2 separate regions of the Homo sapiens genome follow, and region 2 is linked to region 1. A link is a loop called in an ENCODE intact Hi-C map of the cell type or tissue named here. Cell type or tissue: natural killer cell. All regions are shown on one strand. Links, peaks and the distances in the headings refer to the core of each region. The heading gives the core; the rest is flanking DNA.

Region 1 (10,614 bases), core at 1,342-9,341:
TGAAATAAATTATGGTTGATGTGACTGTCATTATCCAGAAGTGGGCAAATCATTTAAGAGAAAGACTTTTGACCGGGCACAGTGGCTCATGCCTGTAATCCTAGCACTCTGAGCGGCTGAGGCGGGTGGATCACCTGAGGTCGGGAGATCAAGACCAGCCTGACCAACGTGGAGAAACCCTGTCTCTACTAAAAATACAAAATTAGCCAGGCATGGTGGTGCACGCCTGTAATCCCAGCTACTCAGGAGGCTGACGCAGGAGAATAGGAGAATCACTTGAACCCGGAAGGCACAGGTTGTGGTGAGCCGAGATTGTGCCATTGTACTTCAGCCTAGGTAACAAGAGTGAAACTCCGTCTCAAAAAAAAAAAAAAAAAAAATGAAAGACTTTCTTATTTCTAGTAGAGTGCCGTGGCTCACACCTGTAATCCCAGCACTTTGGGAGGCTGAGGCGGGCAGATCACTTGAGGCCAGGAGTTTGAGATCAGGATGGCCAACATGGTGAAACCCCGTCTCTACTAAAAATACAAAAATTAGCCAGGCCCAGTGGCGTGCACCTGTAGTCCTAGCTACTCGGGAGGCTGAGGCACAAGGATCACTTGAACCAGGAGGCAGAGGCTGCAGTGAGCTGAGATTGTGCCACTGCACTCCAGCCTGGGCGACAGAGCCAGACTCTGTCTGAAGAAAAAAAAAAGATTATCTGTTTCTAGGTTTCCTAAAAAGCTTGGTCCTAGAATAGCGTGAATGGAGGGGATGGGGCTCCCTGGCCTTTAGGAGCTTTTTCCTCCTCCCACCTCCATGCCTCTGCTCAGCCATCTCTGTCACAGGAACTCAGCCCCAGCTCTCCCCAGATTGTTTTGGCACTAATGCCTGGGCCACCTCCTCCTCTTGAACTATGCAAAACACACGAGGCAAAGGAGCGCAGCTTTGGGCAGAGAATATGAAGTCCAGACCTGGCCACCTTCTGCCATCCAGGTGTTCATCGATTTTAGCAGATGCTAAGACTGACCCTCATTCATGTCTAGGAACACAATGAGTGATGCTTATTGGAAAATGTCTGCTTCAAGGCTGGGCGTGGGACTCATGCCTGTGATCCTAGCACTCTGGGAGGTGAAGGCAGGAGGATGGCTTCCCCCAGCCTGGGAAATAGAGTGAGACCCTGTCTCTCCAAAAAATTAAAAAATCAGCTGGGCATGGTTACGTGCACCTGTAGCTCCAGCCACTTAGGAGGCTGACAGGAGGATCACTTGAGCCCGGGAGTTCGAGGCTGCAGTGAGCTGAGAATGCACCACTGCACTGCAGCCTGGGCGACAGAGTGAGACCCTGTCTCTAAATAAATAAACAAATAAATAAATACATAAATAACCTGAAGCTCAAATCTGATTTTGGCTGGCTGTTTCACCTACGCTATTTAGGAGGGGTCACTGTCTTAGATAATGACCCAGTGCTCAGTACAGTGGGAAAGGTTTCAGCAAGAGTCCAGCTGACTGAAGCCACCACTCTCTTCCCATGGGGTGGAAATTAAGACAAGAAAATGAAATACGTGAGGTTCGCCACTGGCCAGCAGTGAGTGGATTGCAGGGCAGAGGCTGTATCGGTGGCGTCTAGGCTGAGGGTGATCTTGACAGGAGCTCTCCTGGCCCCCAGGGCAGGCCAATTTAGGTGGTCAGTATTTTCTGCTACAGCTTTTTTTTTTTTTTTTTTTTTTTGAGACAGGGTCTGGCTCTGTTGCCCAGGCCAGAGTGCAGTAGTGCATTCATGGTTCACTGCAGCCTCAAACTCCTGAGCTCAAGCAATCCTCCTGCCTCAGCCTCCTGAGTAGCTGGAACTGCAGACATGCACTAACACACCCAGCTAATTTTTTTATTTTTCGTAGAGACAGGGTCTCACTATGTTTCCCAGGCTGATCTCGAGCTCCTGGGCTCAAATGATCCTCTCGCCTCAACCTCCCAAAGTGCTGGGATTACAGGCGTGAGCCACTGCACCCAGCCTCAACTTTCTTGTAATGTTTCTTCTGCCCTTTGCAGGTCCTCCTGATGCCACGTCCACCCATCTACCTGAAAACAAAACAGGCACAGAGCACCTCCTGCTTGCTTGTGTGGTCGCAGGGCCCCGGCGAGTCACCCAATGCTGCAGAATCTCAGCCTCACACTATAGGTCTGTGATCCATCCACTTCCACCCACAGACGGGTTTGCTGGAAAGAGTAAAAGCAAAATTAAACAAAAGAGCATTATATTCTGTTCCTTTCTTTTAAACTCATCTGCTGGGCAAATGGAGTTTTACAATCTAGAGCTGAATGAGAGATGGCTTCAGCCAAATCCGAGTTTCTTTTCTTTTCTTTCTTTCTTTCTTAAATTCTTTCTCTCTCTCTTTCCTTCCTTCCTTCCTTTTTTTTTAGATGAAGTCTTGCTCTGCTTGAGATCTGCAGTGGTACGATCTCGGCTCACTGCAACATCCGCCTCCCAGTTCAAGCGATTCTCCTGCCTCAGCCTCCCTAGTAGCTGGGATTACAGGTGCGTGCCACCATGTCCAGCAAATTTTTGTAATTTTAGTAGAGACAGGCTTTAGCCATTTTGGCCAGGCTGGTCTCAAACTTCTGACCTCAGGTGATCACCCGCCTCAGCCTCCCAAAGTGCTGGGATTAAAGGCGTGAGCCACCATGCCTGGCCAAATCTGAGGTTTTTCAAAATAAATGTAAAATAAATTCAATAGGCTCTGACTCATGAGAGATCATGGAACATCCAGCTGTTCTGGGCAAATGTGAAAGAACCAGATTGGGCTTCCTTCAGCGTTGTGGAGAACCCCAAAGATTCTCCTTAAACACTTCCCAGGCCAAGGCACGTTCACTTCCAAGTCCAGAGTTTTTGCCAGACTTGCCTACCGGGACTGTAAGTCCACACCCTTGCTGGGCAATGCTGGGAAATTTCTGTAAGTCATCACAATTAATACATGGGAGGTGGCCAGCTTGGGGCAGCTTTGAAACCCATTTCTTTTTTAATTTTATTATATATATAAAGATGGGATTATATAGATATACCCATCTATATCTATAGATACATCTGTCTATATCTACATCTATTTATCTGTATATGTATATCTATGTCTATAGATACATAGAGAGAGACAGAGAGAGACAGGGTCTCACTATGTTGTCCAGGCTGGTCTGGAACTCCTGGCCTCGAGTGATCCACTTGCCTTGGCCTCCCAAAGTGCTGGGATTACAGGCATGAGCCACTGTGTCCAGCCTTGAAACCTATTTCTTTATGTCCCACTTTGCGTGTGTGTGTGTGTGTGTGTGTTTGTTTGTTTTTGTTTTTTTTTTTAAAAAAAAACATTTCTAAAGTAGCTTTCCAGCCAGGCATAATGGTTCACACCTGTAGTCCCAGCTACTTGGAGGCTGAGGTGGGAAGACCGCTTGAGCCCAGCAGGTCGAGGCTGCAGTGAGCCAAGATTGTGTCACTGCAGTCTAGCCTATACAACAGAGTGAGACCCTGTCTCAAAAAATAAAAATAAAGGGCTTTCCCTCAGCTGAGAGCATATTCCATCAGATGTCAGGGTGGAAGGAGAGGAAGCAGGTCCCTCAGGGCATGTTATGAAACTCCTCTATGGCACATGCTGTCTCTGCCAAACAGGGTTTCATGTCACCCTATGGAGCTCCGAAGAGAAGCACAAATTTAAGAGGATGTGGGTGTCTGACCTTCAGAGTGACGCAATAACCAAGTCATCATTTTCCTCAAAAGTCTCATGTGGTAGCTCTGACCACAGATGGAAATGACCACCTAGGAGCAGATGACCGTGCTCGAGGATTCCAAAGTTCTGTTTTCCATAAATCCAGGTGTCTTTCTTGAAAATGACTGTAGGAACATGGCTAGACAGGGGCTCAGGGGACAGGGAGGCTGCAGGAGTGATCTGTACCTTCCTCCTTTATGGAAGTTGGGTGGGCTCCCCCGACGGGGGCTGGGCCACATTTCATGTGAAGCATGCAAATCCTTGTGGTCTAACTCCCTTTACATCCCCAGGTCGTGGCAGCCCCAAATGTGGCTCCACCCCAAAGATTGGGCTCTCAGCCTCCGGTCCAGTCCCAGAGGCAAGCCGAGTGGGTCTTCCCTCTCCCTCCAAAGACAAGGCAACTGGTGTCCGAGTCATACTCTGAGGATAAACCTATTTCCTAAGCAAAAGCCTCTCCATCATGGAAAAGCATCCACCAGCCACGGTCCTCCCCAGGCTACCTGTGGGGCCCAGGAAGGCCTGCATGAAGTCGGGAGCGGAGCTTGTTGGGCGCCTGGTATTTATCAACTCCTGTGCTCCAGCCTGGGCGACAGAGTGAGACTCTGTCTCAAAAATAAATAAGTAAAAAAGTAAATAACCTGATCCTGTCTTTATCTAGGTTTAAACAAATCTCTTGCTCATGATGACTTGTTTGCATTAATTTGTATTTTTAAAAACACTGCACTAAAATATTATTTATGTTGAATAGTTTTTTTTTGACACCCCTCCTTTAATTTTGCACCCACAGCCTCACCCTAGTCCCTGGCCTGAGCCACATCCGCTTTCCCCAGGTCTCCCATTTTATTTTGAGACAGGGGCTCACTGTCACCCAGGCTGGGGTTCAATGGCATGATCATGGCTTACTGCAGCCTCAACCCACTGGGCTCAAGTGATCCTCCTGCCTCGGCTTCCCAAAGTGCTGGGATTACAGGCTGGAGCCATCGCTCCCGGCCCTGGATACTTTTAATTTTGCAGCTGGAGAAGGGAACACAAGGGGAATGGAGGGTTTGTTGAAATTAAAGCGCACGGCGAGAAAGGATGGGTCACTAGCATCCTCCTTTTCCCTGCGCGGGTGTCCCCGGAAGCACCCCCTCCCTCGCCAAGCCCAGCTTCTGCACAGGCTCCAGGAGACGTTGCTCCGGGGTCCTGCCGGGGACACCGGGCTGCGTCCCCGTCGGCCGCCGCGCAGATGCGCACTTGGAGCAGACTCGGGTTCCGGGGCTGGGGGAAAGAGAAACCCGGGCTCCAAACCCTCCTGGAAGTCTCTTGAGGGCGCGAGCTCCGCAGAGGCAGGAGCCTCCGCGCACGTGCACGCCCGAAACTGCTAAAGCCCACGCGCGAGCTTGACCGCCGCGTGGAGGCGCCGGCTGCGGGGAGAGAAGCCGCCCCGGCCCCGGCCCCTTCCTGCGGCGCCCTCCGGCCCTGGCCCCGGCCCCAGCCGTGCGCGGGCGGCCGCTCCCCCACAAGCTGGCCTGGCTGACCCAGCGCCGCCGCTGGGCCTTCAAAGGGCGGCCGCTTCCTGTCGCCCCGGGACGGCTCGGCCGAGCCCTCCTCGTCACGGGGCGGGCGTCCCCGCCGTCACCTCCTTTGCCCTTAGTCGGGAGGACGCCCCCCTACTGCACTCCCCGGCCGAGCTGGGCAGACCCCCGTCCTCCCACCTGGGGGCTCCTCCTTCTGCTCCCTCGCCTCCCTCTGCTCTCCGGTCCCCTCCCCTCGCCCTCATCTCTGGGAAAGTTGTTTCAGCCCTGAAGTGTGCCTGAGCACGAGCACCTTCTCCTCCTCCCTGTTCCCCATACGAGTCACAGGAATGACCCAAGGCACTGGATAAAAATTCAGATTCCTGCGGACTCTGATTCCGAAGGTCTGAGTGGTGGTGTTGGGGTAGGGGTGAGGGCGCCCCAGGAATCTGTACAACTGACAAGCAGAAGAATCTAATGGAGAAACTGGGCTAGAATCAGTCACTGACTGTCCTTGCTTAAGCCCGGGAGGTTGAGGCTGCAGCGTGCTGTGATTGTGACACTGCACTCCAGCCTAGGCGACAGAGCAAGACCCTGTCTCAAAAATAAAAAGAAAAAAGAAAAAAAGAGGAAAAGGCTGGGCGCGGTGGCTCAGGCCTATAATCCCAGCACTTTGGGAAGCCAAGGCGAGCGGATCACAAGGTCATGCGTTCCAGACCAGCCTGGCCAACGTGGTGAAACCCCGTCTCTACCAAAAATACAAAAATTAGCCAAGCGTGGTGGTGCACGCCTGTGATCCCTGCTACTCAGGAGGCTGAGACAGGAGAGTTGCTTGAACCCGAGAGGCAGAGGTTGCAGTGAGCCGAGATAAAGCCACTACACTCCAGCCTGGGAGTCTCAAAAAAAAAAAAAAAAAAAAAAAGAAAGAAAGAAAGAAAGAAAAAAAAAAAGGATCACTGCCTCCTTTTCCTTCCCTTCACTGTCAAACTGCTCTCTAAGCTTTGTCCAAGCTGGCTAACCCACCATCATCAAAATCCTCCAAGTATTCTTTTTAAAGCAAAGGAATTTTTGTGTTTATATAATTTCAAACTTACTTAAAGACATTGCAAGAATATGACCAAGAACTCCTACAAACCCTGGGCCTAGTTTCTCCACGGGGGTGCATTTTGCCACACTGGCTTTATCACTGTCTCCAAATAGATAAGGATTTTTTTCTAAACCATTTATGCAAGTAAATTGCAGAGGTCATGTCTCCTATCTCTAAATACTTGGTCATGTCTTTACTGAGGACAAGGACATTCATGGCACAGTTAGCAAAAGAAAAAGACTTTTAAGGACCCCCAGTGACTTCTGAGCTGCCCAACCCAATGGCCTTTCTGCCCCTTGGTCTCTGGGTCTCTGTCCCCCTGTCTCGGTCTGTGTCTCTGTCTCTCTGTCTCTGTTGCTCTATCTCCCCCGATTCTCCCCTTCCATGGGCTCCTCTCTGCCTGCCCCTGCGAGGTGGATTCTTCCAGGTCTTGTTTTCTGTGTTGTTTTACAGCCCCTCCCTGGAGCAGGCCGGGGATCCCCAGAAAAAATCAGCCGTCATCCACGCTCACGCAGTATCAGATCTTCAGCCTCGGCCCCTTTCCCTTTCTACCTGAATTTCCATGGCTTTCCAGGAAGGTCTGCTTGAATTCCTCACAGTTCTACTCGTTGTAAACTGGAAATGGTCCAGGTACATTGTCCCTGTACCCCCAACACCCCTGGCCCTGCCCAGGGGCTCTCCAAGAGGAAGCCTCCCTCACCTTTCAATCCTGCACCCCCACATGAGTCCCATGTGCGCTCTCCTCCTTCCTGACCTCACCCACCCCCTCCATTGCCCCAAAGGCCCCTGCTTCAGTTCCCAACCTCACTTGGTTCTCAGGCACCGTTAGCCGGTCCCCCACCTGCCTGGTCTCTGCACTGTCATGGGATTAGTTGGCTTTCTGATATGATCAGGCCCCTCTCAGTTTAAATCACTGTCCTGAGGTCCTTCCACTGGGTTCCAGAGAGCTGATTCTTGGGTCTCTGAAAATGTGTTCAAGTGTCAGGGGAGGGGGAGTCTTTCCGGGAAAAGGGTTATCCCTTCATCAAAATTTTATTTTTTAAATTTTTTATTATTAATTTTTTTTTATTTCCATAGTTACTGGGAAACAGGTGGTGTTTCGTTACATGAGTAAGTTCTTTGTGATTTGTGAGATTCTGGTGCAGAATTTGTGACATCTCCCCTAGAAAGAAAGAAAAGAAGCAACAGCCTTGGGTATTAAATTTAAATTCCACATGGGATCCAAGACCATTTCCTTTCAGCTCCACCCAGCTTTCCCAGAGCAGTTCCCGATGCCTCCTGCAGCAGCCAGTGTTTCCCAAACTTACTGGTCATGGGAATAACCCAAGGCACTGGATAGATAAAATAAAAATTCAGATTCCTTGACCCCACCTCTGTGGACTCTGATTCCGGAGGTCTGAGTGGTGGTGTTGGGGTAGGGGTGAGGGTGCCCCAGTTGTCTGTATAATTGACAAGCGGGAGAGTCTGCAGAGAAACTGGGCTGGAATCAGTCATGGACTGCCCTGCCATCAGGCTTTTGCAGACAATGCAGTTCCCTTTTTCTGGAATTTGCATGCACTCACCCTACCCCCTCCATGGATAAGTTCCTCCTTGTCCTTCAGTGTCCTGTTCAACACCTAGGACAAATTTCTGTGTCAAAGAATTTCTATGTCAAGGAATAGGCCAATTTTTCAACTTTTGATGGATGTTGGCAAATTGTCTTCCAAAATGTCTACCGTGTCTACCGGTTTACACTTCCACCTTTTTGCTTTCCTAAAACATTTTTTCCCTATTACAAAAATATTGTATATTAAGTGTAGACAGTTTAGAGAATACAGATATGTAAAGGGAATGTGGGCGGGTGTGGTGGCTCAAGCCTGTAATCTCAGCACTTTGGGAGACCGAGGTGGGTGGATCACCTGAGGTCAGGAGTTCAAGACCAGCCTGGCCAACATGGTGAAACCCCGTCTCTACTAAAAATATAAAAATTAGCCTGGCGTGGTGGCGTGTGCCTGTAATCCCAGCTCCTCGGGAGGCTAAGGCAGGAGAATTGCTTGAACCTGGGAGGTGGAGGTAGCAGTGAGCCGAGATGGCACCACTGCACTCCAGCCTGGACAACAGAGTGAGATTCCGTCTTAAAAAATAAAAGAAAAGAAAATAAAATAAAGGTAATGTGAGGAGACTACAGTCCCAGCAAACAGTTTTGTAACCCTCAATTAGGTGAATTCTTCCCATATTTTGTGTCTGCAGATGCACTTGGAAGTTTGACTTCAACTCGAGTCCCAGATTCACCTCTTACTAACCCCATGGCCTTGGACAAGTTACTTAATGTTTCTGAGTGTCCGTTTTCTCATCTATAAACTGAAGATGACGGTAGCACCACGTCAAAGGCTGTCACAAGATGCATGGCATTTAGCCAGTGCCTGGAATGTGACGAACTCTCAGGGCACTCTTCTATGACGTTGTTTGCGCCTTGCTTTCTTACTCCAGCAATACGTACAAACATCTTCCTTTTGTAGCAAAGGGACACTCCTAGCCTCAGTCTTTTATAGGAACCTCGGGTCTATAGCTCCAATCCTAGACCATCAGTACCACCAGTGGTGTTTTGTTGGTGTCAGATTTTCACCTGGTCCCACTCAGCCTAGCTACAAGTTCCTCCTCCCCCACCTGCCTGCCCCCATCTTAGTCACGTCATCTGTTCTCTGAGGCCTCCCGACAGAAGCCACCAGAATACCTCCCTCTCCCTCCACAGTTAACTGGGTTTCAAGCAGTTCTGTTATTTCACTCTAAAGGGAGAGAATGGAATCAGACAGACCTCCCTTTTTGTCCTGGCCCTGTTGCTTACACAGTGTGTGACAGTGAACAGCTATCTCTGTTCCCTGAGCCTCAGTTTCTTCATCTGTAAGATGGAGTGATAGCTGACCTGCCACGTAGGGCTGCGGTTCTGATGGCGAAATGAGACGGCTCGCGTAAGTGTGCAGCACCGTGCAATCAGAGGGTCAGTGCTCCACACACACAACTGCGATTGCACCACTGCTGTGTGATCCCCATCTCGCTTGCTCTAGCCCTGGCTGTCATTGCAGCCCTGTTTGCAGCACTGACATGGCCTCCTAACATGTCCCCACCTTCAATCTTTCCCAGGACAAATTTCAGTGTGTCACCAGGATGACTTTCCCAAGGCATATCTGCAGCAGGTCACTCTCTGCTCAAGACTTAGATGGCTACAGTCCCCCTACCATTGAACACCTAGAGGTGTCCCAGCCCCAGCATGGCTTCCACAGGCCCCGTGGCTCTGGATGCAGAGTCCGTTTCCAGCCTGAGATGGAGCTGTGCTCAGCACTTTCCCATCCCTCTTTGTGAGTGCCCACCACCTGCACGGAGACTGTTTCTTATTATCCCAGCAGCCCCCGCCGGGCTCAGACATCCCTCCTGGAGCTTGTATTTCCAGGTCCCCTCTGGGTCCCGCTCCCCTGAGCAAACACTTGGTGCACTGTCCACTGCCCACGCATCCTGCTCCACAGGGCTCTGTCTCCACCATGACCCTGCAGCCTCTTGAGAACAGATGCCCGTTCTGTTCACTTTTGCATCCTCTCTGCACCCCCAGCTTCCCTCTGCAAGCTTGAAATGTTTGTTCACTCTCTTGCTAATAAATAACATTTTTTCCCAGGTTTAGATGTATAAAAGTTGATCCACAGGCCAAAGGGTTTACACAGATCATTTACCTTTCCTGTGACTTATTCCAAGATGACAAGGACAAGGAATTTTAAAAACTGCAATGCCCATCACTAGAACTGACGTAGCCATAGACGCCTCTGACACATGTGTTAGGAAACACACCTATATTGAATGTCACATGCCTCTTTTTTGTGATTATGAGATGCGCATAGAACACATATACGTGGTTCTTATCTGTGGAAAGGCAGGAGACTAACCACAACGGTGTGTGCCCTCTCTCCCTCGGGGGCAGGAGAATCGTGCCCTAGCACACGGAGAGGGTGGGGTTCAAACGTGCACACTTGCTTTTCTTTCCTAAAGCCATGTATCGAGACTATTTGTTTAGTCCTGTTCTGAAAGATGATGCAACATGACTCGAAAGGAAGTGGGCAGTTGCCTTGCTGCCGCGAGGTAAGGAATGTCACGTCGCTCAAATGTGCTTCGCATTCCCAGAAATATGCCGCAGCTGAAAGGGAGGAGATGACTCAATGTTCCCCTAACTTTCGACATATCCACCACAGAGCCCGACCAGCGCTAAAGAGGGCAGGCTGGCAGAAAGTCCAGCGAGCGTGAGGGGCCAACACAGCGCTCCCCGCCTCCCCCGGAGG
Region 2 (10,614 bases), core at 851-8,850, 100 kb after region 1:
ACTGGTCCCTTCAGGAGAACAGAGCGGCAGAGGGGGGAGATTTATCAGAGTAATGGCAGAGAGAGAGGCTGACAAAAAGCATGAGACCCTCAGAGGCAACCAGGCCCTCATAAATGCTCCATGAGTCAGGTGTCTAGGAATGCAAAAGATGCAGCCAGGCGGGTGGCTCATGCCTGTAATCCCAGCACTTTGGGAGGCTGAGGCAGGTGGATCACAAGGTCAGGAGATCAAGACCATCCTGGCCAACATGGTGCAAACCTGTCTCTACTAAAAATTCAAAAAATTAGCCGGGCATGGTGGCGGGTGCCTGTAGTCCCAGCTACTCAGGAGGCTGAGGTTGGAGAATCGCTTGAACCCGGCAGGTGGAGGTTGCAGTGAGCCGAGATCGCGCCACTGCACTCCAGCCTGGGTGACAGAGCAAGACTCCGTCTCAGAAAAAAAAAAAAAAAAAAAAAAAAGATGCTGCAGGCTGGACATCACGGCCACGGTCGGTAACGTACATAAGGCTTGCCTTGAGACAGAGCTTGTTGTGAAAACCCATCTGTTCATTGATCTCAGAGGGGGATCCTGGGATGTAAAGGTTTCTTCATCCAGCAGCCAGGAGTGCTTCTGCTGGCTGCCCCTGCTGCATCAGGCAACAGTCTCGTCCCCCCCGGGAATGAGTTTAAAGAGGCAGGGCCATGCCGGGAAGGAAGCAGCTAACCCGGTCCTCGGGGAATGATTTCATTCTGGGGATTGATGAAAACAAACAAGTGTCTCTTTCAAACTGCTGTGCTGCGGTGGACTTTACAAAATTTCCACCATCTAAATCAGTTACAAAGTTGGGTGAACTATATATTTATTTATTTATTTATTTATTTATTTATTTTGCGTGTGTGTCACTCCGTGGAGTGACTTCCTCACACTTGCAAGTTCATTTCTAGTCCATCAGCTCTGTCTAGAAGTTCTAAAAAAGATCTTTTTAATAAATTCTGCTAAACATTGCAGAGGAATGGTTTGTTTTCGTTTGTCGTGAACTGTACAGGCCCACCTCCAGGCCTCTGGGGAACCATATGAGGCATTTTCCAAAGTTATTTCCAGAATAAACAAGGCTTGAGAGGCCAGCCTCGCTCAACCACGGCCCACAGCTTCACTTCTCTGCTCCAGGCGGGAGGAGAAACCCCTGACCTTCTGTAAATATTTCAACACAAGCAGTTCTCTGCGGGATTAGAATTTGTGTTTTTGAGTCAACTCTAAAACAGACCCAGAAAAGGCACCTTTCTGATTGTTCTATTGATATTGAAAAGTTTCAACTTTATGGTTTTTATGGCTGTTCAAGGAATTTCACATTCCAAGACCCTGGGGCAGAAAGGGCACAAAAGGAGAGTCTAAATGATTAGATGGTAGGGCCTGTTTTTACTCAGCCATGAACAAGGAAGGTCCCAGAAAAACTCTACGTGATTGAGAAATACTTTTGGCCACCAGCGCAACCTGCTAATTGGGAACACCCAATGCCCTTAATATGAAGCCTAAAAAATGAGATGGTGTCATCATCCAGGTTGTGGGGCGTGGAGGGGCCTTGGTGAGCTCAAAAGAGCACATCTGCCCGAAAAGACAGCCCTGCCCAGCGCCAGACACCTGGTGCCAATGCACACTGTCACGACACCATCTGACTTTTTAAAAGAGAAACAAGGAATCTCTAAGTTTTTGTTTTTTGAGACAGAATCTTGACTCTGGCACCCAGGCTGGAGTGCAGTGGCGCGATCTTGGCTCACTGCAACCTCTGCCTCCCACAGGTGATTCTCGTGCCTCACCTCCTGAGACTACAGATGTGCGCCACCACGCCTGGCGAATTTTTTGTATTTTTAGTAGAGACGGGGTTTCGCCATGTTGGCCAGGCTGGTCTTGAAATCCTGGCCTCAAGTGATCCGCCTGCCTCAGCCTCCCAAAGTGTGGGATTATAGGCATGAGCCACTTCACCCGCCCTCTAAGTTTTTAATATCGTAAACTAAAATTTAAGAGGTTAAGCGCCAACAACTCTGACCCCTCAAAGTTCTGGTCTTCCCATAATGACTTCTTGAATTTTTTTTCTGAAATCTCAAACATTCTTCTGATCCTGCCTTGGTGTGACACACGTGTCATCTGTATCGTCCCACATGTGGCCGGCCATGGCATGCACAGAGGCACCAGTGGGGAACCGACTCTCCAAAGAGACTCAGGCCTTGGGACTCACAGGCAGGCGCGTCTGGCATCCAGTGTTACATTCTGTGGTGTCATTGCCTTCTGTGATTCCAAAGCGTGCAGCGGTGTCCTGCTGAAAGTTACTGCCTGGTCAGAGCTCACCCCGAGAGGGATGGGAGGGAAAGGTCTGGGAAGCAGCAGAGGTAGCCTGCAGGAATCCAGGAGGTGAAGTCTGGAATCAGAGCACAAGGGCTGGCTCACATGGATTTGCAGACAAGGAAGTGGCCCTGGGGAGAACAGCCTAGAAGTGAATAGAGCTTCCTGCAGCCAGGCAGGTAGGCGCGAGGATGACTGCAATCCCATCATCAAGGAAAGTGTGACATCACAGCCAGCAAGCTCTGAACACTGGGGCTACTGAAAAAAATTAAGACACATAGACTGTGTCAGGCCCAGAGGCCAACTGAGCCAGCCTATTCACTGTCAGGCCGGGAGGCCGGCTGAGCCGGCTCTATTCACTATCAGGTCCCATTCACTGTCTCTGTTTCCCATATTCCTTGCTACTCCCAACCTTGTTTCCCCTGGTGGTGTCCACACTCAAGCTCTGCAATGATTTACCCATGCTGATGAGTGAAGAAATGCAACCCAAAGCCTCTTCGGTGCCCAATAATGGCCTAAGATGTTCACATCATATACTAGTTCTGTGCTGTTTGAATTTTTTTTTTTTTTTGAGGCAGGGTCTCACTCTGTTGCCCAGGCTGGAGTGCAGCGGCGTGTGCATAGCTCATTGCAGCCTCAAACTCCTAGGCTCAAGCTATCTTTGCGCCTTCGCCTCTTGAGTAGCTGAAATTACAAGGGCTCACCACCATGCCCAGCTAATGTTTAAATTTTTTATAGAGATGGGGTCTTGCTGTGCTGCCCTGGGCTCACACAATCTACCTGCCTTGGTCTCCCAAGGTGCTGGGACTACAGGTGTGAGCCACTGCACCCAGCCTTGATTTTTTAATTAACTAGTAGACTTTATTATTTTTTTAATAGTTTTAGGTGTACAGGAAAAGCAGAGCCAAAAGTACAGAATTCCCATATGCCCCAACTCAGTTCCCCTGTTATTAACACTTTGCATGAGTGTGGCATGTTCGTTACAATTGCTGAGCCAATCAGCACTATTAAGTAAAGTCCACAGTTCACATTAGTTTCATTCTTGGTGTTATATGTTCTATGAATTTGGACAAATGCATATTGACATAAATCCACTGATTATAGTATCATACAGAGTGTCTTCACTGCCCTAAAAATACTCTGTGGTCTATATGTGCTCTTTTTTTTTTTTTTTTTTGGAGACAAGAGTCTCGCTGTGTTGCCCAGGCTGGAGTGCAGTAGCATGATCTCATCTGGGCTCACTGCAACCTCCAACTCCTAGGTTCAAGCGATTCTCCTGCCTCAGCCTCCTGAGTAGCTGGGATCACAGGCATGTGCCACCATGCCTGGCCAATGCCTGTATTTTTAGAAGAGACAGCGTTTTGCCATATTGGCCAGGCTGGTCTCAAACCCCTGACCTCAGGTGATCCACCCATCTCGGCCTCCCAAAGTGCTAGGATCACAGGCGTGAGCCACCGTGCCCGGCTACATGCGCTTTTTATTTGGTAACTTATTCAATTTTTAAATTATTTTTTAAATATTTCCCCCCAAAAGTCAGTGTAGAGTCATCTTAAAATACACACACACACAACTGTAATCTCAGTGTGCTTGGCAGAAATCTAAGATGTAACCCGCCCCACCAAATTTCCAGGCCCCTGATATACACATACCGTCTTCCAGTTATCCAACCAAACGTGAATCTAGGTACTGCTGTGAAAAGGAGCTGCAATGTAATTAAGGTCCCAAATCAGTTGACATGAAAATAGAGAAAATACTCAGTGGGCCTGACCTAGTGACATGAGCCCTTTCAAGGCAGACAGTTTTCTCCAGATGGTCACAGAACAGGCAGTCGGGGCGGCACGGGAGGATTCTGTGCACCCCTGCTGGCCTGAACGGGCCGCGTGGTAGGGATGTGGGCGGCTTCTGGGTGCTGAGAACAGTCCCCAGCTGACAGGCAGCAAGGAAAGGGGACCTCAGTCTTGTAATACAAAGGACTGAATTTTGCCAACAAGAATGAGCCCAGAAGTGGATTTTCCTCAGCAAACGAACGCAGGAACAGAAAACAAAACACCACATGTTCTCACTTATAAGTGGGAGCTGAATGCTGAGAATACATGGGCACATGGAGGGGAACAACACACACGGGGCCCTGCGGGGATAGGGGGAGGGGGAGCGTCAGGAAGAATAGCTAATGGATCCTGGGCTTAATAACTAGGTGATGGGATGATCTGTGCAAAACCACCATGGCACACATTGCCCTATGGAACAAACCTGCACATCCTGCACATGTACCCCTGAACTTAAAATAAATTGAAGATTAAAAAAAAACAAAAAAAGTGCATTTTCCTCTACAGCCTTGAGACAAGAACTCAACCTGGTCAATACCTTGATGTCCTGAGGCTTATGATATCCTGAGAAGAAAATCCAGCCACACCAGGACAGGCCTCTGACCCACACAACTGTGAGCTCATGAATGGGTGTTGTTTTCACAGCTCAGTCAGTGCTGTTTTGTTACAGAGCAACAGGAAACGAATACTCCCTCCACGCAGATCTTTTTCTAGAGCAATTAATTATGCATACGGTGAGTGTGTATATTTTCCTTTTACATAATGGAATCCTCTTGTATATAACTATATTATAACCGGCACATTAAAAATTCGGTTTGCTAAATTCAAAACAAAACAGAAACAATTCTTGGGATTTTGATTGGAATGACATTGAATCTGTAGCTTAGCGGGAGGAGAATTGATGTATTTTGGAGGTTATGTCTTCAAAAACATGATCTAATTCTCCATGTATTTAGGTCTTTATGTCTGGCAAGCGTATTGCATAATGTTTTCCATGAAGGTCTCGCTCGTTTCTGATGTGTTTATTCCTAAGTACTATTGCAAATGGCATCGTTTGTTGTTGTTGTTTTGGAGACAGGGTCTCGCTCTGTCGCCCAGCCTGGAGTGCAGTGGTGTGATCACAACTCACTGCAGCCTCTACCACCTGGGCTCAAGCGATCCTCCGACCACAGCCTCCCAAGTAGCTGGGAGCACAGGCATGTGCCATCAAGCCTGGCTAATTTTTAGTATTATTATTTGTAGAGATGGGATCTCACTATGTTGCCCAGGCTGGTCTTGAACTCCTGGGCTCAAGCAATCCTCCCACCTCGGCCTCCCAAAGTGCTGGGATTACAGGAGTGAGCTTGTAATGATGCCATCACGTCTGCTGGCATCATTTTTATTATCTATTTTTCAGTGTTGTTAGTGTGATGATATTATAGAAATGTAATTGATCTTTGCATTTTGATTTTGTATGCAGTAACTTAGCTAAAACACTTTATTAATCCGTCTGTATATTCCTTAGGATTTTCTAAGAAGTCAATCAAATACATCTCTGAATGATTTCTGTTTTATTTCTTTCCAATTCTGTAATTTTCTTCCTTGTCTTGCTGATCTGACAAGCATCTCCATTACTATGTGAACTCAAACTGACAAGACTTGATGTCTTGGAGTTTTTCCTCATTTTCAAGAGAATGTTTGTTTTTTTTGTTTTGTTTTTGTTTTTTCAGACAGAGTCTCACTCTGTCACCCAGGTTGGAGTGCAGTGGCACGATCTCACTGCAAGCTCCGCCTCCCGGGTTGACGCCATTCTCCTGCCTCAGCCTCCCGAGTAGCTGGGACTACAGGAACCCGCCACCACGCCTGGCTAATTTTTTGTATTTTTAGTAGAGACGGGGTTTCACCATGTTAGCCAGGTTGGGTCTTGATCTCCTGACCTCGTGATCTGCCCACCTCGGCCTCACAGAGTGCTGGCATTACAGGCGTGAGCCACTGTGCCTGGCCGAGAGAGAATGTTTTTAACGTTTTACCATAAAGTTTGAGGTTTGCTGTAGTTTTGTTTGTTTTTAAAAATGGTCTTCATTACGTGAAGGATATTCTCTTCTACTTATAGTCGATTAAGTTTTTTAAATTATGGATGAATGTTAAATTTTATAATTTGCTTTTCTACATTGATTAAGACAATCACATGGTTTTTCTCCTTTAATCGACTACTGGTACAGATTACAATCGATTTTCCTGGAATAAACTTTATCTTTCTCATATAGGCATACTATGGAGATATTTTGGGTTGCATTCCAGACCACCTCAATAAAGCAAATATTAAAGTGAGTCACACTAGTTTTTTGGTTTCTCAGTGTATATAAAAGTTTTATTTAAACTATACTGTAGTCTATAAGTGTGCAATAGCATTATGTCTAAAAAATGTACATACCTTAATTAAAAATAAGGCCAGGCATGGTGGCTCACACCTGTAATCCCAGCACTTTGGGATGCCGAGGCGGGTGGATCACCTGAGGTCAGGAGTTCAAGACCAGCCTGGCCAACATGGTGAAATTCCATCTCTACTAAAAATACAAAAATTAGCCGAGTGTGGTACTCAAGCCTGTAGTCCCAGCTACTTGGGAGGTTGAAGCAGGAGGATTGCTTGAATCCGGGAGGCAGAAGGTGCAGTGAGCCAAGATCATGCCACTGCACTCCAGCCTGGGCGATAGAGTGAGACTCCATCTCAAATAATAATAATAATAATTTATTGCTAAAAAACACTAACAGTCATCTGAGCCTTCAGTGAGTCACAATCTTTTTGTTGGCAGAGGGTCTTGCCTCTATGTTGATGGCTGCTGGCTGATCACCATGGTGGTTGCTGAAGGTTGGCATGGCTGTGGCAATTTCTCAAAATGACAATGAAGTTTTTTGCATTGATTAGGACTCTTCCTTTCACGAAAGATTTCTTCGTAGTGTGTGATGCTATATGATAGCATTTTACCCACAGAACTTCTTTCAAAATTGGAGTCAATCCTTTCAAACCTGCTGCTGTTTTATCAGCTAAGTTTAAATAATATTCTAAATCCTCTGTTGTCATTTCAACAGTATTCACAGTATCTTCACCAGAAGTAAATTCCATCTCAAGAAACCACTTTCTTTGCTCATCCACAAGAAGCAACTCTTCATCATTCAAGTTTGATCATGAGATTGTAGCAGTTCAGCCACATCTTCAGGCTCCGCTTCTAATTCGAGTTCTCTTGCTATTTCCACCACATCTGCAGTTACTTCCTCCACTGAAGCCTTGAATGCCTCAAAGTCATTCCAAGGGTTGGAATCCACTTCTTTCAAACTCCTGTTAATGTGGATATTTTGACCTCCTCCCATGAATCACAAACATTTTTAATGGCATCTAGAATGGTAAATATTTTCCAGAAGGTTTTCAATTTACTTTGCCCAGATCCATCAGAGGAATCACTATCTATGTGCAGCCATAGCCTTACAAAACGAATTTCTTACGTAATAAGATTTGAAAGTCAAAATTACTGTATCCATGGGCTGCAGAATGAATGTTGTGTTAGCAAGCATGAAAACAGCATTCATTTCCTTGTACATCTCCAGCAGAGCTCTTGAGTAACCAGGTACATTGTCAATGAGCAGTAATATTGTGAAAGGAATCTTTTTCTCCTGAATAGTAGGTCTCAACAGTGAGCTTAAAATATTTGGTAAGCCATGCTGTAAACAGATGTGTTGTCATCCAAGCTTTGTTGTTTCATTTATAAAGCACAGGCAGAGTAGATTTAGCTTAAGGCTTAAGGGCCATGGGATTTTTGGAATGGCCAAGGAGCACAGACTTCAATCTAAAGTCAACAGCTGTATTCGCTCCTAACAAGAGTTGGCCTGTCCTTTGAAGCTTTGAAGCCAGGTATCGACTTCTCCTCTCTGTCTATGAAAATCCTGGATGACATCGTCTTCCGATAGAAGGCTGTTTCATCTACACTGAAAATCTGTTGTTCAGTGGAGCCACCTTTATCAAGGATCTTAGCTGGATCTTCTGGATAACCTGCGGCAGCTTCCCCATCAGCACTTGCTGCCTCACCTTTGGCTTTTATGCTATGGAGATGGCTTCATTCCTTAGACCTCATGAACCAGCCTCTGCTGGCTTCGAATGTTTCCTCTGCAGCTTTCTCATCTCTCTCAGACTTCACAGGATTGAAAAGAGTTAGGCCGGGCATGGTGGCTCACGCCTGTAATCCCAGCCCTTTGGGAAGCCGAGGTGGGTGGATCACCTGAGGTCAGGGATTCGAGACCAGCCTGGCCAACATGGTGAAACCCCATCTCTACTAAAAATACAAAAATTAGCTGGGTGTGGTGGGGCGCCCCTGTAATCCCAGCTACTCGGGAGGCTGAGAGAGGAGAATCGTGTGAACCCGGAAGGCAGAGGTTGCAGTGAGCCGAGATCACACCACTGCACTCCAGCTTGGGCGACAGAGCAAGCCTCTCTCTCAAAAGAAAAAAAAAAGAGTTAGGGCCCTGCTCTGGATTAGGCATCGGTTTAAGGGAGTGTTGTGCCTGGTTTGATCTTCTATCCAGACCACTAGAACTTTCTCCATATCAGCAATAAGGCTGTTTTGCTTTCTTATCATTCATGTGTTCACTGGAGCGGCACTTGGAATTTCCTTCAGGAGACTTTCCTTTGCACTCACAGTTTGGCTAACTGTTTGGCAGAAGAGACTCAGCTTTTGACCTGTCTCAGCTTTCAATATGCATTCCTCACTAAGCATAATCACTTTCAGCACTTGATCTAAAATATTAGGTTGGTTTGGTGCAAAGGTAATTGCGGGTTTTGCCATTGAAAGTAATAGCAAAACCGGCAACTACCTTTGCACCAACATAGAGATATGCAACTCTTCCTATCACTTGAACACTTAGAATTCATTGTAGGGTTATTAATTGGCATAATTTCAATATTCTTGTGTCTCAGGGAATAGGGGGCCCAAGGAGAGGGAAAGAGACGGGAGGGATGGCCGATCAGTGGAGCAGTCAGAACATTTACCGATCAAGTTTGCGGTCTTATGTGGGCACAGTTCATGATGCCCCAAAACAATCACAACAGCAACATCAAGGACCATTGATCACAGATCACCATAACAGATACAATACATATTAAAAAGTTTGAAGTAGTGTGAGAATTAGCAAAGTGTGACACAGAGACATGAAGTGAGCACACCCCGTTGGAAAATGGTACCAAGAGACATGCTCAACGCAGGGTTGCCACAAAACTTTAATTTGTAGAAAGTATAGCATCAGTGAAGTGCAAGAGAGTGAACCACAATAAAACAGGGTGGGCCTGCACCTTCCTTGATTCTGCTGGCAAATATGTTGCTTAGGATTTTTACAGCTATGTTCGTGAGTGAAATTGATCAGGAATTCTCCTTTCTTGTACCATTCTTGCCTGCTTTTTTAGTTTTGTGCTTATACAAATTGATTTGGGTCTCAATTCATTAGGGAGTCTTTTCTTCATTCCTGTGACTTGGAAGAGTGTGCGATACTGAGATTATTACTTCTTTGAACAGTTGGTAAACTTACCTGTAGAAATACCTGGGCTCGATAGTTCCTTGAGGAGAGATTTTATTGTCTGTTTCAATTTCTTTGTTATTTTTTTTAGAAACAGGGTCTTGCTCAGTTGCCCAGGTTGGATTGCAGTGGCACAATCACAGCTCACTGCAGCCTCGACCTCCCAGACTCAGGTGATCCTCCCACCTCAACCTCCTGAATAGCTGGGATTATAGGCACGTGCTACCGCCCCTGGCTAATTTTCGTATTTTTCGTAGAGATGGGCTTTCGCCATATTGTCCAGGTTGGTCTTGAACTCCTGGACTCAAGTGATCCTCCTTGGCCTCCCAAAGTGCAGGGATTACAGGCATGAGGCAAGGCACATGGCCTGTTTCAATTTCTTTAATGGGTTTAGAACCAGGCAGGTTTACTATTTCTTCCTGAGTCACTGTTGATAAGGTATCTTGCTCTGGTAACTTATCAGTGGATAGTCTTAAAGATGTTTACAGGGTCCTCTTATCATTTGGAGCTCTGCTGGGCCTGTATTTATGGGTCCTATTTCAGGCTTGACTTGGTCCTTCTCTCTTCTGGCCTTGATCAGTTTTGCTGAAGTGAGTGTTTCTTTTTTTGGTCTTTTCGAAGAACCCATTTTTCCTTATGAATCCTTTCTATTTCTTTGTTATCGATTTCACTGATTTCTGTTTTTATTTTGAGTATTCCCTTGTTTTTACTTTCTTCACATTCATTCCGAAGTCCTTAATCCAATTTGTTACACTGAATGCTTGGCTCACTAATTAACAGCAGCAGTTCCTTTCTAATATAAAGAAACATTTACGGCTAAAATTTTTACTCTAATTATTGCTTTAGCAAGATTCTTCCAGTTCTAATGTGTAATTATTTTTCTCATTCACTCTCAAATACTTCCTTGTTTCTATAATGATATTTTATTTTATAT

Evidence for each region. Peaks named below come from ENCODE experiments on the same cell type or tissue, not always from the same donor. Only the 100,000 strongest peaks of a DNase experiment are listed, where the experiment ranks them.
Region 2: a loop joins it to region 1, with 2.1 times the contacts of the local background. A loop is called at or near these places in 14 of 110 quality-filtered maps.

Annotation. Positions count from the first base shown.
Region 1 is chr1:8,211,940-8,222,553 of GRCh38, reverse strand. LINC01714 (long intergenic non-protein coding RNA 1714) reads right to left here. Exons shown (of 4, transcript NR_125998.1): 3 at 7,876-7,929; 4 at 7,344-7,475. Among named protein-coding and RNA genes, the nearest start is that of LINC01714, 8.6 kb to the right of the region's middle. RefSeq lists enhancers at 5,188-5,689, 10,291-10,585, 10,063-10,614. In natural killer cell, for the core only: no CTCF peak of the experiment used is centred there; a DNase peak (open chromatin) is centred at 4,993; H3K4me3 peaks cover 638 bases; H3K27ac peaks cover 1,851 bases; H3K27me3 peaks cover 339 bases.
Region 2 is chr1:8,107,603-8,118,216 of GRCh38, reverse strand. All of the region lies in intron 2 of ERRFI1-DT (ERRFI1 divergent transcript), which reads right to left. Among named protein-coding and RNA genes, the nearest start is that of ERRFI1-DT, 86 kb to the right of the region's middle. RefSeq lists an enhancer at 2,123-2,623. In natural killer cell, for the core only: no CTCF peak of the experiment used is centred there; a DNase peak (open chromatin) is centred at 4,786; H3K27ac peaks cover 1,836 bases.